Linked DNA regions of Homo sapiens: all the other regions are linked to region 1. A link is a loop called in an ENCODE intact Hi-C map of the cell type or tissue named here. Cell type or tissue: B cell. All regions are shown on one strand. Region 1 overlaps MGMT (O-6-methylguanine-DNA methyltransferase). Region 2 overlaps MGMT (O-6-methylguanine-DNA methyltransferase). Region 3 overlaps MGMT (O-6-methylguanine-DNA methyltransferase).

The links. Peaks named below come from ENCODE experiments on the same cell type or tissue, not always from the same donor. Only the 100,000 strongest peaks of a DNase experiment are listed, where the experiment ranks them.
Region 2: it touches region 1 in a loop (20-fold over the local background); 2 of 110 quality-filtered maps call a loop at or near these places.
Region 3: a loop joins it to region 1, with 7 times the contacts of the local background. A loop is called at or near these places in 4 of 110 quality-filtered maps.

Annotation. Positions count from the first base shown.
Region 1 is chr10:129,551,069-129,553,568 of GRCh38, forward strand. All of the region lies in intron 2 of MGMT (O-6-methylguanine-DNA methyltransferase), which reads left to right. Among named protein-coding and RNA genes, the nearest start is that of MGMT, 85 kb to the left of the region's middle. RefSeq lists an enhancer at 968-1,047. In B cell, no CTCF peak of the experiment used is centred here; a DNase peak (open chromatin) is centred at 1,243.
Region 2 is chr10:129,471,909-129,474,408 of GRCh38, forward strand. All of the region lies in intron 1 of MGMT (O-6-methylguanine-DNA methyltransferase), which reads left to right. Among named protein-coding and RNA genes, the nearest start is that of MGMT, 5.9 kb to the left of the region's middle. RefSeq lists enhancers at 1,501-1,650, 1,531-2,220. In B cell, no CTCF peak of the experiment used is centred here; a DNase peak (open chromatin) is centred at 1,403; H3K4me3 peaks cover 881 bases; H3K27ac peaks cover 2,454 bases.
Region 3 is chr10:129,604,726-129,607,225 of GRCh38, forward strand. The region is part of intron 2 of MGMT (O-6-methylguanine-DNA methyltransferase); the gene reads left to right. Among named protein-coding and RNA genes, the nearest start is that of MGMT, 140 kb to the left of the region's middle. RefSeq lists a silencer at 1-33. In B cell, no CTCF peak of the experiment used is centred here; a DNase peak (open chromatin) is centred at 1,526; H3K4me3 peaks cover 1,280 bases; H3K27ac peaks cover 611 bases.

The DNA of each region.
Region 1 (2,500 bases):
GCCCAGAGGTGCAGGGCAGCTGCAGCACCAGGGTGGACAGATGTTGATGATCAGTGGGAAGGAATTCAAAGAAATAGAACATTCTACACAAATGTGGGGAGGTATCTTTAGTAAAAACAGGACCCAAGTACATGCAAAGTGCACTGTGAGGGAGAGAGATGCTCTGAAGAAAGGCACTGTTTTTACATTAATGAGCATTTAAATGATGCTGGGTTAACCATTTGGCTTTTTGTACCTTGTCACCATCTCCTTTATGGTGTGATTGGACTTTCGAGAGAAGGTGGAGGAAGGTTAATAGATAGGTAGGAGAGTTGCAGGCAGGAAAGACAGAAGGCCCCGGGGATGATAGGTGGGGCAGAGGGAGGGATGGAGAGGTGACTTCAGGAAGAGCATCAGCTGCCGCAGGCCAGGGCACCCTCAGGAAGCAGGCCCCCCATGCTTGCAGCTGCCCCCGGGAGCCCTCATCCCCAGTCTGACAACTCGAGGTAGATCTGGGTTGCTCTTTATTTTTTGATGATTTTTGCATAGTTTCAAGGATCAGTGTCTTCTACACTGATATTCTATCTCTGTAAGTTTCTCCGAGGTATTTTCACCTGTACTGACATTGTAGTCTTTCCTTACTCTCTTATTTATTTATTTACCAGACCCCACCACTGGGTGCAGTGATCAAAACCAAAATATCAAACCAGCACCAGAAACTCTTCAGCAGACCGGTGGAACATGCCTTAGAGAAAGCCAGAGGGGTCAGGCATAGCCTCCTGTGCCTGGCCTGCGCTCGCCTGGGAAGGGCACCCCTCGCTGTCCAAGAGTGACCCCAGGCCACAGAAACCACGCTGAGTACCAAAGGCGAGTCCCCAGGGTGTGGGCAGGCTCCTTGCTGGCATGTTCAGCCCAGGCTTGCCGGAAGTGGGGCTCAGGCTCTGTCTGTGGGATAATGATCAGAAGCTTGGCAGTCATGGGACCAGGATAAGAAGAACCAAAGGACAGCTCTCCTCTCATGGTTATGGGCCAAAAAATAGGTGATTGTTTTAACTGTGGAAACTGACCCACTAAGGGGGACCTGCTGAGAGGAAGGCCAGTGGGGCCGCAGACAGGAGGGGAGGCCACAGCCGCCCACCCGCTCATGGCCGAGCGCCCCGTTTCCTGAACATGTGGGAGGGGCAGGCTCCCCACATGGGAACCACTGGGCCGTGACTGTGGCGCTCCAGCTGCTGGCAGTGCACACCCGGTGGGGCCCTCTGTGGCTTGAGCTGCGTCACCATGACGCTGCATGCCCAGGTGGTCATCCAGGAGGATGACTCTGTGCAGACCTGTGTGCCCCCGGGCCTGGGCCTCCTGCACCCCAGAGGTCAGTGACAGTGGAAATTGCCACAGACGTGGGTTTGTGGCCTTCAAAGCCTTCAATGTCACAGAATTCTGAGTCTTTAGCTAAATTAAGTACATGTTCACGTGAGTGTGTGATTTCTCCATGAGGACTGAGCCTCATAGTTTGTCCCTGTACCGGTGTCAGTTCATCGCTTTGGTCTTGGTGGAGAATTCTGCATCGCAGGCACATCGTCTGGTTAGCGGGAGACATGTTTGGCCAGCGGTGAAAGACTGCCTTGCCCGAGTTCCTGAGACTTCGGGGCTACTGATGGCAGGGAGAGGCTGGCCGAGGGCAGGGCCACGCGGTCCCCTTCTGCTGATGTCCGTGAGGACTGGGCACAGCTGCCAGAGTCAAGGGCACGGAAGTGCAAGCAGTCCGTCCTTTTCTGAAGCCTGCTCTTTTTGTTTTTCCCCACGTGTGTCACCTTTTAACGTTTTTTTCCTGGCTTTTTCATTAATGTATGTAAAAATATTAAAAGCCCTTGTATATTACATGAAAAACTATGTCAGCTGCCTTGCTTTTTTCTATTTATTAAAACTTTTCAAGCAGTAAAAACATTTTACTTGTTAATGAGGGAAAGTGGGAAAATTAATGACATAGAGCTTGGATCCACCACGATGTCTCCTCTTAACCATGCGCAGCCAGCTTCCCACCGCATGGAGTTTAATTTCTGCGATAGGGTTCAGTAAGCAAATGCAAATAGATTTAATGATTTGCATCAGTAGATCATTTCTCAGTTTAATATCCTCTGATATTTTGGGTCAAGGACTCTTTCTTTGGGAGACTAGTATAATTTCTAGAGGTAGAATTATTAATATTAGTGATATTACATTATGTTGAAGTGAAGTGAGATAGATGTATCATTTTCACAAAGTCAGATTTCTGCGTGACTTTTATTCATTGTGGTGCAAAGGAAACCCTGGCTGCTGAAGTAGACTTAGGAGCAGGCAGAATTCCTGGACGCAGGTGCCTTGGAGTGAGGTGACCCTCTCTGGCCCCCAGCACCTTGCGAGCAGTGGTTTTTGCATCTGTTCACCAGCGCATGTGAACCTGTGGGCCCGGGGGACACGTGGTCCATTTTTGTTGAGTACGTTCAACAAAGGAATGAATTAAAATGAGAACTCTTTTCAGCAA
Region 2 (2,500 bases), 79 kb before region 1:
GAGAGACGTGAATCTCTTCAAATTGCAAACCCAACATGTTATTATTGCTTTTGAGTTTTCAGTTTTGTGGTTATGACAAGATGCAGATGTTACCAAAACTTTGGCGTCAGTTTTACAAACACACGCGAAGCACGGGCAACCCGTATCATATTTCACCCCTTCTTTCCTTTTGAGAGGGTTGTCTTGTTTTTAATCCCCCTCTGGGTCAAGGCATTTTCCTGGTCTCAGGTGAGGGTGCACTTTCAGAGGCACAGCTGAATACATTTTGTGGGACTGAATTGAGCTTTTCTACAGGAAGTGCCAGGCCGTGTGTGGGAGTGATGCTGTTTCCTAGCTGGGTCCCCCTGGGCAACTCTTAGCCCTCCAGGCACCTCCTCATCCATTGGGTGGGGACGATTATGCTTATTCGGTCTACCCGGGTAAGTATAGGCACACGAGACAGTAAATACATATTTTTTTAAAAGTAAAATTTCTATCCACTACATGGATAGAAATTTTAATTTGGAGCTGAGTCTCACGGAAGGATGAAACGAGAAGACGGCGAAGAACCATTTCGAGCCCTCGTTTTCCCCCCAGTCCAATCCGAATCTGTATTTTGCAGATCTGCACACACCCAAGCCCTCACTGGGGGCATGTGCACGGTGGTCAGAAGTGCACCTTCTGGGAACAGATGGGCTTCCGTTTGGACCTGCTTTACAAGTTACAATCCTGTGCCCTTGAGCAGAGTTACTTAACCTTCCAAGGCCAGATTTCTCCAAAAGCAGGGCCAGGGACAGTTCCCATCCAGAAGGAGGCCTGGCGCTGGGGAGGCCTGAATGAAGGCGGTTGGTGTTTGCGGATGCAGAGTCGCTCTGTTTTGGTGGAGGCAGGACTGGAGGTCGGGATCACTTGGCCACATTTGCCACCTCTGGTGCGTCTGAGGTCACAGTGCATTGTCTGTGTGCAGCATAAGGTAGTTCCCTATTCATTTACTAGGTCCCTGAAGTCCTTTTGTCTGTAAAGAGGCTACTGGCTCTGCCACCTGCTTCTGTCTTTTCACAGTAGACATTCTCGACGTGGCAGCATTCTAAAGGTTCAGGTGTGCCACATCGGCCTAGAGTGGGCAGGTGGGCTTCATGTGTGCTCCTAGGGGCACTTGGCAGTTGCTGATAGCCCGAGACACTGGGAGCCTTGACATTATTCATCTGTTATATTGAAAGAACTTCCCAAAGGACGGACACAGGATCTGACACGATGGCAGTGGCCAGGAACCAGCAGTGACACCAGCATGTGACAGTATTTTCCCATGTGTGACGGCCGTTTAGATCACAGCAGTGAGGGGTAACGCAGGTCCGCTGGGTAAACTTGGTCAAAAATGGGAAGTCTGCAGCATTTCGTGTGTTTGTGGAAATGGGCCTTATTTTTATTTGGGGTGTCTCCTTAATCTCCTGTCATGGTTCAGCTCACCCTGGTGGTTATTCTGGGCGTGCTGCGCTTGTTGCCTTGTACAGACCAACTTAGGAAAGGCTCACCACCACCCCATGAAGGAGAAGGCGCTGTGAGTGTCTTTATTTTGCATATGAGGAACCCGGGCCTCGGAGAGTTTGAGTGACTTGCACAGGTCTCCTGGGATAGAGGTAGAGTTTTGTTTTCAACCCAGATTTATTTGATAACCAAGTGCAGGCTCATAACCACTTGTGCCAGGCTGGCTTTGCAACGATGAGCCTGAGAAGCTGTTAGAAGTCCTTTAAGGGGCAAGACAGGGTGTAAACAGACACAGACCTGTTTATGTAGCTAATGTTTTCTGAACATCAATGTGACCAAGTGTTGTCTTTAGCATTGTGGGAAAAGCAATTCGCCCAAGTGTATTCCTGCTTGAAGGCGTTGAGCCGTAGCTGAGGCTGGGTGCAGTGAGGACTTGGGGATGGCAAAGCTGTCCCTGCGTGTGCCTTGTGCCTACCCCGCACCCCACTAGAGAGTGGAACGACCAGGGCAGTGGGGCCAGAGGAAAGATGGGAGGATGCAGAGGGCCAGCCATGTCCCGGGACTGTGCACACGCTTCACCATGTCCCTGCAGGCCAGGGACCCATGCCTGATTCCCTCTGAAACATTTGCGGGACTGTGGCTACCGGTCAGGTTTCTCCAAGTGGCCCAAGGGGTGGGCATTTTGAGCAGAGCAGTGGGACTATGGATGCGGGTACATTTGGGGACCTGGCCATAGTTGAATTTGAGCAGGGTGTGGCAAGCATGTGGGGCTGGACAGGAAGGCAGAGCTAGCCAGTGGGGCCAGGGCCTGCGGAGCCCAAATGCTGCGCTGGGTGAAGGGCCTTGGGAGTCTTGTGAGTGGGGAACACTAGCCTGTCAGTGCTTCCCAGAGAAGATCACGGGGCTGGCAGGGGACTGATTGGGGCAGAGGATGCAGGATGGTGGCAGCAGGCCTGGCAGGGCGGGGACAGTTCCAGGAGGTATAGCTGGGGTCAACCCTGGTGGCTTCTGGTGAGAGCGGAGCAGGTGGGAGTCG
Region 3 (2,500 bases), 54 kb after region 1:
CTCGCCGCCCCACCCCCTCCCCCCGGCTTTCAGGCTGTGACCTCAAGGCCTTTTATCATTTTCACAATGATGTCTCCAACAGACCTTTACCCCAGTCTCAAAAAAGATACTGCCAGAGCCTGCCTTTGCTTTTTGTTTAGTCTGCTTCGGGCTGCGTCAATAAAGATAGCAGAGGGGTCAAGAGAAAAGAAGTGAACGGAATCACAGTTTTGGTGTTGAACCCTTAAATGGGGGCCCCACTGTCTCTGCTGTGTAGCAGGCACAGGATTATCTGTCTGCCTTCTGAGATTTCTTTTAATGTTTTACCAAATTAAACATGAACAATTTCAGGATGCAAAAACTTGACTGCATCTTGTTGTTTCTTAAATAAGAGCACTTTAAGAAGGCAATATATGGAGATTCTTTTGTGGGAAAGATGTTTCAAATGGGTTATTACTGGCCATTGAAAGAAAGAAAAAGAGGAAATGCATCGAGGCCTCATTTTTTGGCCTGCACATTTGATTATTTTATTTTAAATGCCATTTCAAACATAGTGTAAACTAATGATATTATTTTTTAAAAAACTTACTCTACTATTTGCGGTCCTTGATCTTTAATTTCTTTTAATGTCAAAATTATTTATTTGGCCAGTTCCATTCCAGATGTGACTGTTGAGGGCACATTAATTTCTATTCTGTTTTCATGGGCCCCTGTCCCCATCTGTACATCATTTCTGACTTCCGTGTGCTCCCTAGGGAGTTCACTTATTCATATTGTAGGTTTCATTTGCTGTGTAAACAGAATAAACAGACAATGCAAAAATCCCCACAATACCAGAAAATAATTCTTTTCAACAACATAGTGGATCATATTTAAAAAAAAACATGGAAAATGCAATACATGTGAAGCCCATTTTTTCCACTTTATTGTCCTCCCGAGGAAAGGCTTGTGTTACCAGTGCATTTCCCTTGAATTTGATAAGTTCATTTTTATTAAAAATCCATCCCAAACAGCATTTTACGATAATTCTCAAACACGTGTTGTGGACATTTCTTTGTTTTGCGTATTAGCTTGGTCTTGCGGGTTAATTCGGAATGTGTTACTCAACTGGTATGTGCTTGCGTGGCCAAAAACACCCGTTGTGCTGTGTGTGTGTGAAAAGCAACATTCAAGAACGGTGATTTTTTTTTTTTGACATTTACAAATAAAGAGGGACATGAGTTATTTATGCTCCAATGTTGCTGCAAAGTCCTTATCTCCATTTGGCACTAAACAAGGATTTGTTGTGGGATTTGTGAGGGCTGCGCAGTGCCTCTGTGCTAAGCACCCAAAACTCTAGGGGACTGGCACTAATTTCCTCTCTCTCGTAAAACAACGTAGTATTCATAACAACTCAAGAGGCTTGACATAAGTAATGATGGCATGTGCAGGCGAAGATTACCACCCAACAGTGTAATCAAGGTGCTAGGTACTAATGCAAGTTAAATTGAGACAATAATGCCGAAACTTGCATTGTGGGATTAGGAGGGCACTTGAAATGCTGACGTGAGCACATCCTGCCTGCCTGCCTGTCTGGCGCTCCGTTCCTGTTTATACTTAATGACCTCAAAATTTGTATGTCGTTAACACCGTGTACTGAAGTGGGAGAGAACACGGTTTGGGAGGGAGAAGACTCCCTGTCTTCGTTGACTTTTGTCTCTTTTGGTAATTGGTGGCTTTTCCTGCCGTATTAGGGAGCAAAGCGTGCAGCGGGGAGGCCCCTGAGGTCTCTGTAAACATGCTGTGGGCACCGAGGGCCTCCGCACCCGGCGCTAGGCAGTAATTTACATACTTTGAATGAAAAGTCATTTGTGCCTGCAAAATTGTTATTGCTGGAAGAAATTTAAATACTAGTCATATGGAAATTTGAAATAAAGTCATATTAAATTTTGATGCTCAGATCAATATTGTGGAGCCCCGGTAATTAAAGTGGGTTTGTTTATTTGGCTCCTTATAAATAAAAAGGGCTTAATACAGACTAATTACACAGAATCTTTCGTCTACGGTGGGATAATAATGGCAGCAATTTAAAGTGATATTAAATGAGAATTAATAAAGGAATATTGAGTCACTTTGACTGTATTAAGCTGTGAAATGATTCCTCATCTCAATTTAACTTTCTGTCTTGAGCATAATGTTTGATAAGCAATGCATTTTTGTAGGAATAATCTATAACAGTATTTGACTGCAATATTTAATAACAACTAGACTTGTGACTTTATGTTGTTTTTAAATGGGCTGGGAAAGCCCGTTTTTTCTCTGCAAATTTATAGGACAACTTAGAGGGTTCTTGCCCTATGGTAGCTTCACAAGAGTTCTGAGTTGGCACCCTCCGGTTTGGGAGGTAGGTGGAGATGGCTTTGACTTTTGTTCAACTTACAAGGGAGTAACTTCTTGGAAGTGCAGTCCGGGCCAGCAGAAATGGTCATAGTAGGCCATGGTGGAAGGAGAATCAGAACCACGCGTAAATCCTCAGAAGGAA